Linked DNA regions of Homo sapiens: region 1 is linked to region 2. A link is an interaction called in ENCODE POLR2A ChIA-PET data of the cell type or tissue named here. Cell type or tissue: endothelial cell of umbilical vein. All regions are shown on one strand. Region 1 overlaps IL6ST (interleukin 6 cytokine family signal transducer). Region 2 overlaps ANKRD55 (ankyrin repeat domain 55).

The links. Peaks named below come from ENCODE experiments on the same cell type or tissue, not always from the same donor. Only the 100,000 strongest peaks of a DNase experiment are listed, where the experiment ranks them.
Region 1: POLR2A ChIA-PET joins it to region 2 with 9 read pairs; 3 of 35 experiments call an interaction of 5 or more read pairs at or near these places.

The regions. Positions count from the first base shown.
Region 1 is chr5:55,947,169-55,951,168 of GRCh38, forward strand. IL6ST (interleukin 6 cytokine family signal transducer) reads right to left here. Exons shown (of 17, transcript NM_002184.4): 15 at 325-421. Among named protein-coding and RNA genes, the nearest start is that of IL6ST, 46 kb to the right of the region's middle. In endothelial cell of umbilical vein, no CTCF peak of the experiment used is centred here; no DNase peak of the experiment used is centred here.
Region 2 is chr5:56,097,555-56,101,554 of GRCh38, forward strand. ANKRD55 (ankyrin repeat domain 55) reads right to left here. Exons shown (of 12, transcript NM_024669.3): 12 at 2,126-2,750. The coding sequence ends at 2,629. Among named protein-coding and RNA genes, the nearest start is that of IL6ST-DT, 100 kb to the left of the region's middle. In endothelial cell of umbilical vein, no CTCF peak of the experiment used is centred here; DNase peaks (open chromatin) are centred at 727, 2,027, 2,927 and 3,107.

The DNA.
Region 1 (4,000 bases), 150 kb before region 2:
ATCCTGGGCAACAAGAGTGAAACTCTGTCTCAAAATAGATAGATAAATAAAAATTCTAGAAAAGGCAAAACTACAGTTACAGAAAAGCAGATCAATGACTGCCTGGGGTTGGGCTGAGAAGAAGACAGATTACAAAGGAGAACAAGGAAGCTTTATAAAAGTGATGAAAATGTTCTATATTGTGATTATGGTGGTAGTTATACATCTGTATGTAATTACAAAAATTCATCAAACTGTACACTTAAAATGGATAAATTTTATTGCATGTAAATTCAGCTCAATAAAGCTGGGGGAAAATGCAAAAATATGAATAAAGTTACTTACAGGTCTCGCTTATTAAAGCAGAACAGCACTCCCAGAAGAGTTGTCAATAGGAATGCTAAGCAAACAGGCACGACTATGGCTTCAATTTCTCCTTGAGCTTAAAAAAAAAAAAAAAAAAAAAAAAAGAGGTGTGATGGGAAATAATGTTGACATATGAACTAAGAAGACATAATACAACTTCCCAACCAGACTTACTGTTGAAAAGATAAAATACAATCCTAATTATTTTTCAAGGTCTCTTCAGACTTGATGATTTTTACCCTCTTCTCTCTTTGGTAAATCACATCCCAACCATTTATGTCTTATACATTAACCTGGCCGCATAGCATAAAATATATGTTGGTTGGGGGATAAAAATGATCAGTGTATCGGGTAATCTACTGGGTTAGAGCTTTCAAACATAACCATTTGTAACATTTATGATCTGCATTTGGTAGAATCTTAGTAAAAGTTTATCTCTGAGTTCTAATACTGTATAACAGAGAAATTATGTCAGAACAAATATAAATACTGGGTAAAATGGAAAAGCTATAAAAACATAATTGAACTACACATTTAACCTTCTAAAAAATAAAAATGCAACTCTCAGAAGTTTTAAGAGTTATTTACCATTTTTCAAAAGGAGGATATAGCTGGTACAGGGCTAAGAACTTTAGGAGCTGCTCAATGGGCATGAGGAGTGGCACGAGTAGGAATAAACTAAAAAGTAAACAAGCCTAAGATCCCTAAATACCACACAAATCCTCATCTGCATTTAAAAGAGGACTTGTTCATCAAATTAATCACTAATTGGGATAATTAACATTGGAGATTTTTTAAATGACTGTCCTGATTAATTTTGAATTTTACTTAGTCTTTTACAGTAAAAAATGTATGAAAGTAATATTGCAGCCATATACTATTCACTTAATTTTATCCTTCCACCACACATATCCCTTTGTAAGTAACTAACATCCTATGAAGCTCAGTAGAAATCAAGAAATCAGTTAAATGCTTGAGAATAAACTATGGGTTGGCAAATATTAACTCTTAAATGCTAAGCATCATATATATATATATATGGGTGTATGTATATATATTTATGTGTGTATATATTGATATATGTGTGTATATATATATTGATATGGGTATGTATGTGTGTATATATATATAAAATGCCAAATCTAATTTAGGCAGAAACTTTGCTTTATTAAACATCTGCTTTTATGTTTTCAAGCCTGTGCCTTTGCTCATGCTGCTCTCTAAGATGCCACCTTCTTCCTATTTGTCCACATACTAACTCAAGGCTCAAGTATTTTCTTCTTCATAAAACCTTTGAAGGTAAAATTATCCACTACTGGTATATTTAAATTCCTACTCTATTTACTGTCTACATAGTCCACAGGTTCTCCTTTTTCTGATTTACTTATGCAAAATTTCTTCAACTAAGCTGTAAGGTCCTCGTTGGCAAGACTCAAGCCATGTGAAGAAGCCATAATGGATCCATGAGACTACAGATAGAGAATTGAAAAAAGGTAGGTTATAAAATAATACTAAGTATAATTTAATTTTAGGAAAAAAATATATACAAAGAAGACACTAAAAGGATACACAAATATGTTATTTTGGGGTAAGGGACTAGGACTAATTTTTCTTCCTCTCTACATTTTACTGTACAGTCTAAATTCCCTATAATGAACACCTATGTAATAAAAAAATTTTAGGCTGAGCATGGTGGCTCATACCTGTAATCCGGCACTCTGGGAGGCTAAGGCAGGAGGACTGAGGCCAGGAGTTCAAAACCAGCCTGGGCAACACAGCGAGATCCCATCTCTACCAAAAAAATTGTTTTAACTAGCCAGGCATGGTGGTGCCTACCAGCAGTCTTAGTTACTTGGGAGGCTGAGGCAGGAGGATTGCTTGAGCCCAGGAATTTGAGGTTGCAGTGAGCTATGACTGCACCACTGCACTCCAGCCTGGGAGACAGAGCAAGACTCTGTCTCAAAAACAAACAAACAAAAAATATACATATGGGCTTTTATGTGTGTGTGTACACACACACATACATATATACAAAGCTCTGTAGAGATGGCTGGTCTCCACAGAAATACATAAAATATACATTTTTAAGTTTATTTTTTAATTTTTCTCAAGATTATGGTATAAAGTTTTATTTTAAATAACATACCTATTAACATACCACCACATGGGACCAACCTTATCCCAGAAACTATATTCATTACTGACCCTAACAGCAAAGCTCAGGAACTTTTATCATTTATTTTATGTAGTCACTCATTCATTTATTCCCTCATTCAGCAAGCATTCAACCAACAAGGCACATGGAATTTACTACTTATCATTAACTAGGCTGGCACTTGGGGGTGGGGGTTACAATTATGGTAAAATAAGGTAATTTTCTATAATGATTCAAAATGTAGGGGGAGCAAGAAAGAATGTTGGTTAAGTTTGCTTTAGGGAAGATACAGAAGAGCCAGATGATGAGGTGAAGACCTCACTGGGGGCAATGCACTAAGAAAAGAGAAGTTAGCATGAGGAGCTTGCAGTTGAAGAAAATGATGATGAAAGGGTACGCACAATCAACAGGACTTGACACTCAGCTTATGTGAGAGAAAAATATACAAATACATTTATTGTAATCACATTTAAATTTATGGCTTTGGCATAGAACGAGGGAGGGAAAATGTATTTGGGAAGGAAAGAGAAGATGGCTAAAGCCATGGACAGAGTTTGAATAGGCAAGTAAGAAAACAGGGTCAAGAGGCCGGGTGCGGTGGCTCATGCCTGTAATCCCAGCACTTTGGGAGGCCGAGGCAGGTGGATCACCTGAGGTCAGGAGGTCGAGACCATCCCAGCCAACATGGTGAAACCCCGTCTCTACAAAAATACAAAAAATTAGCCAGGCATGGTAGTGGGCACCTCTACCCCAGCTACGTGGGAGGCTGAGGTAGGAGAATCACTTGAACCTGGGAGGTGGAGGTTGCAGTGAGCTGAGATCGCACCACTGCACTCCAGCCTGGGTGACAGAGCGAGACTCTGTCTCAAAAAAAAAAAAAAAAAAAAAAAAAGCAAAAAAAGGAGAAGAAGAAGAAAACACCAAAGAACAAGGAGACTCAGGAGACTGTGCTAGCAGAAAAAGTATGGTTAGAAAACCCAAGGGAGGAGGGAGTTTCAAGGATGGAAGGCCAACAGAGTCAAATGCAGAAAAGGCTGGAGGCAGTGGCTTATGTCTATAATCCCAGCACTTTAGGAGGCCAAGGCAGAAGGATCACTTGAGCCCAGGAGTTTGAGACCAGCCATCTCTATAAAAAAAATTAGCTGGATGTGGTGGCACTGGTCCCAGCTACTTGAGAAACTGAGGTAGGAGGATCACTTGAGCCCAGGAGGTCAAGGCTGCAGTGTGCCATGTTCATGCCATTGCACTCCACTGTAGCCTGGGCAACAGAGTAAGACCCTGCCTCCAAAAAAAAAAAGTAGAAAAAAGATGAAAACTAAAAAGCATGCAGTACATATGATGATCAAGAGGTCTTCTGAGTGACACCAGAGAGGTTTCAGTGCAGGGGTGGGGTAGGACCCCTAATTTCAGTATGTTAAATACTGAGTGGGAGGTACGGAAGTGAAGACTGTAAAGTGGACTAGTCCTTCAAGTAATCTCTCAATAAAAGAAAGAAATGAG
Region 2 (4,000 bases):
TTTTCTGGAACAGGAAAATGATGGTTTGGGGATTATATATGTGAATTATGGGACTAGAGAGACCTCACTTTTCTTTCTTTTTGAGACGGAGTCTCGGTCTGTCACCAGGCTGGAGTGCAGTGGCGCAATCTCCCGGGTTCAAGCGATTCTCCTGCCTCAGCCTCCCGAGCGCCACCACGCCCAGCTAACTTTTTTTTTTTTTTTGAGACTCTGTCGCCCAGGCTGGAGTGCAGTGGTGCGATCTTGGCTCACTGCAAGCTCCGCCCCCTGGGTTCACGCCATTCTTCTGCCTCAGCCTCCTGAGTAGCTGGGAATACAGGCGCCCGCCACTACGCCCGGCTAATTTTTTGTGTATTTAGTAAAGACGGGGTTTCGCCGTGTTAGCCAGGATGGTCTCGATCTCTTGACCTCGTGATCCGCCCACCTCGGCCTCCTAAAGTGCTGAGATTACAGCCGTGAGCCACCGTGCACGGTCAGAATACATTTCTTTACTTCTTTTGAAGTTAGGCATGTCCACACAGTTTGACTTGGCAAATGAAATGTGAGAGTAAATAATGAGATTCACCTCTCATTTCCTCTGGTTTGGTCACCAAAGAAGAACATATTGAAATGGAATCTACATCAGCCAACTCTGCCGGCTGGTATGAGACATGTATTGTGAATAAGAAACAAACCGTGTCAGCCAGTGAGATTTGGAGGTTGTTTATTGTTAAAGTGGAAGCTAGCCTACCCTGACTGATGCAGGCAGTGTAGGGCTAGGTAATCTACTTGTGGATGGACATGGATTCAGAAGTAGCCTGTGACACAGCTGAACAACTTAACAGTCTGATGCCAAACAACCTAACAGGTTGATGCTTAAAGAATGACTCTTCAAAGATGAGAACAGCCCACAAACAAAACAAAACAACACAAAAGGAAAATTCTTCAGAAGCTATGTCCTGAAGTCCTTCTGTTTGTAACAGGACTTTCTTTCCCTCTAGCTACTGCCCAGCTTGGAAGGCTGATCCGTACACTTTCTCCTTTACAATCTCTGATTCATGCAACTATCATCGTCAAAAAGAGATTGTGGACTAGGCTGGGTGTGGTGGCTCAGGCCTGTAATCCCAGCACTTTGGGAGGCCAAGGTGGGTGGATCACCTGAGGTCAAGAGTTCGAGACCAGCCTGGCCAACATGGCAAAACCTGTCTCTATTAAAAATACAAAAAAATTAGCCGGGCATGGTAGCGTGTGCCTGTAATCCCAGCTACTCGGGAGGCTGAGACAGGAGAATCCCTTGAACCCAGCAGGCAGAGGTGGCAGTGAGCTGAGATTGCGCCACTGCACTCCAGCCTGGGCGACAGAGGGAGACTCCATCTTAAAAAAGAAAAAAAAGAGATTGTGGACTAATGACATCTTTTATGATTGCTTTCTACATCCCCCTTCCTTGCCAACTCCCTCTTTGCCTCTCTACTTCCTTCCTTCCTGAAAAAAAATGAAATGATCAAGTGCCTACTTTGTGCCAGGCATTGTATAAATTTCTAGAAGTGCAAAGCCAAAGGATTGTGATTTGGCCCCAGAGGAGTGTCTATCTAGTTAATGGTATAGTCTAACCTTTCCAAACAAATACTACTAATATAAAGTGGTGAATGTTATACAGGTACTTGAGATATTCACAAAATAATATCTAGGCTCCCAAATAACATAGAGTGGCCATCATCTTATGTGGCTAAGCCTTGAACTTTATGCAGACCCCTAGCACAAATCAATCCAAACAACACATAATTATCTTAGTAAGATCCGCAGTTAGTTGTAGTCATTCAAAACTTTGCTAAGTCTTAAGTTTGCGAAAGTCTTGAGTAGGCAAGAGACCATTATTTTGAAACAGAAAAATAGTTAAATATGTAGAGTATTTGAGAAATGTGTGAGAACTGCCTATTCAACTCTGTTGGGCCAGGATGTAGATCTTTCCAAATCACATGACTTCTCCCTGTTGGCACAATCAATCATATCTGAAAATGATGACATATGGAAATAATTAAATAACAAAGAAGAGAGATAAACATTGTCAAGTGACTTGGGCTGTAGCCAGGAACTGACAATGTTAAAAAATATTTTGCAGAAGATTGTACATTTAAAAGCCGTAAACTGTGACTGATCATAGGAATTTATTTTTAAATAGGTTTCATTAGTTCAAGTTAGAATGACAATAAATGTGAAGACATGTTTGTCTGGGATGTGGTTTTTTTTTTGTTTTGTTTTTTGCTTTTATTCAGCAAAGCGTACTTTTTTTCCCAAAACATAAAATCATTCAGCAAAAAAACAACCAAAGAACAATAACAAAAAAACAGTGCACATGCCACAAAGCAAACCAAACATAGCTCAGTTTTCCTACTGATAACATATTTTGTCTTTTAATTTTGGCATGTGGAAGTCACAGAAATTCACAGACTTAATATGCACACCCAAATATTCTAAGTGCTTATTTAGGGAGTATCTTTATTTGGAATAAAGAATTTCGAGTTATAAAACTGATGGCTTATAGAATGCAGCTTACTAAATTGGTCTTCGTTCTTACAAACTGGAGTAATCTTGTCCTTTGAGAGTTGAAAATACATATTCATCTACATTTCTGCAGCGAGTGGCCCACAGTTAATTTTCATCACTGGTGGGGTTGGCAGAATGTTCACTCTCTTCTGCTGCTGTGCTGTGTCTTCGTTGACTTGGAATTGCAGGAAGCACTCGGTTTGTCCGCAGAGGTTCTCCAGATAGAACTGGGAAGAAAGAATAGAACAAGAGACTTTCAAGATTTGCTTCTCTAACAGGAAGGCGGCAGGAGAATTGTATTGTGTTTTAGGAGTCGAGGCATTTCTAAGAAGTGTGTCTTGGTGAGAGCTAGACTGCAGAGAGAAGCTGTGTATGTATATCTTGTATATATATCTGTTCAGGCTTGCTGCATGAAGTCTGGGATTTCAAATATGCACACATAGAAGACTGTACCAAGTGTGATCAAACATGATTGGGCTGTGTGTGCCTGGCAGAGCTCTTCCTTGGAGTGGAGTAGCTGTTGATGTTCAAAAACTGCTCACAAGGTTCTAAAGAAGGCCCAAGACATTTGTACTGTGCTTTTATGCAAACCTCAAAAGGCTCTCAGGCTTCTTTTAAGAAAAGCACTGTGGGCCCTTTCATTTCTTTTTTGTAGAGCTAAGTTGATCAAAGATCTTTATCTTTCCTTCTCTCCTGAAACTTAACTGTGAAAAGCAAAGCTCTTGGGCCCTGCCAAAGAAAACCTCTCTTCGGCTTCTCCAAGCTCCAACAGCATTCAAGACTGAGTGGCTCTTTCCTTAACTAGATGTTTTTGTGGCTACAGTTCTGCTTAAAGACAGGTTCGGGCTTGAATTTCATTCAATGATAGAATTGACACCATCCAAAACGTTCACTTTACACACATCTGTAAAGGGCAGAGGAACTGATCTGTCAAGGAAGAGGTCTTGGTTTCTGCTACTAACTCTCTGTGTGACCTTGGACATATCCCTCTACCTCTTAGTTTCCTTATCTGCCAAAAGACAGAGTTGTACTAAGACCCTATTTTTCATTGTTTTTACCTAAAGAGTTCTAGAGCTCTTGGTTTGTCTCCTTCAAACCCTAGCCTAGGGGAGAAAGACATACTGGATATATACTCTATGCAAACAGTGTGCCAAGTGTTTTACATATGTTATCTCATTTAGTACTCCGATAAATCTTATTAGAATAGCACTATTGTTATGGACGGTGAGGAAACTAAAGTACAGAAAGGTTGAGAAACTTATCTGAAATAGGACAGCTCCTAAATCGTCTAACCTGCACTTAGGAGGATGTGGAGGGGCTGTGTGTGTGTGTGTTTGTCTGTGATAAATGCAGTGGGGTGCAATTGGAAGAAAAAAAGAAAATAGAATCCAGTAAGTATTGCTTATTTCATGAGGCAGTAGACTCAGTGTCCTGTAGTTTTGTTCCTGGCTCTACAATGGGAATAATAATAAAACTT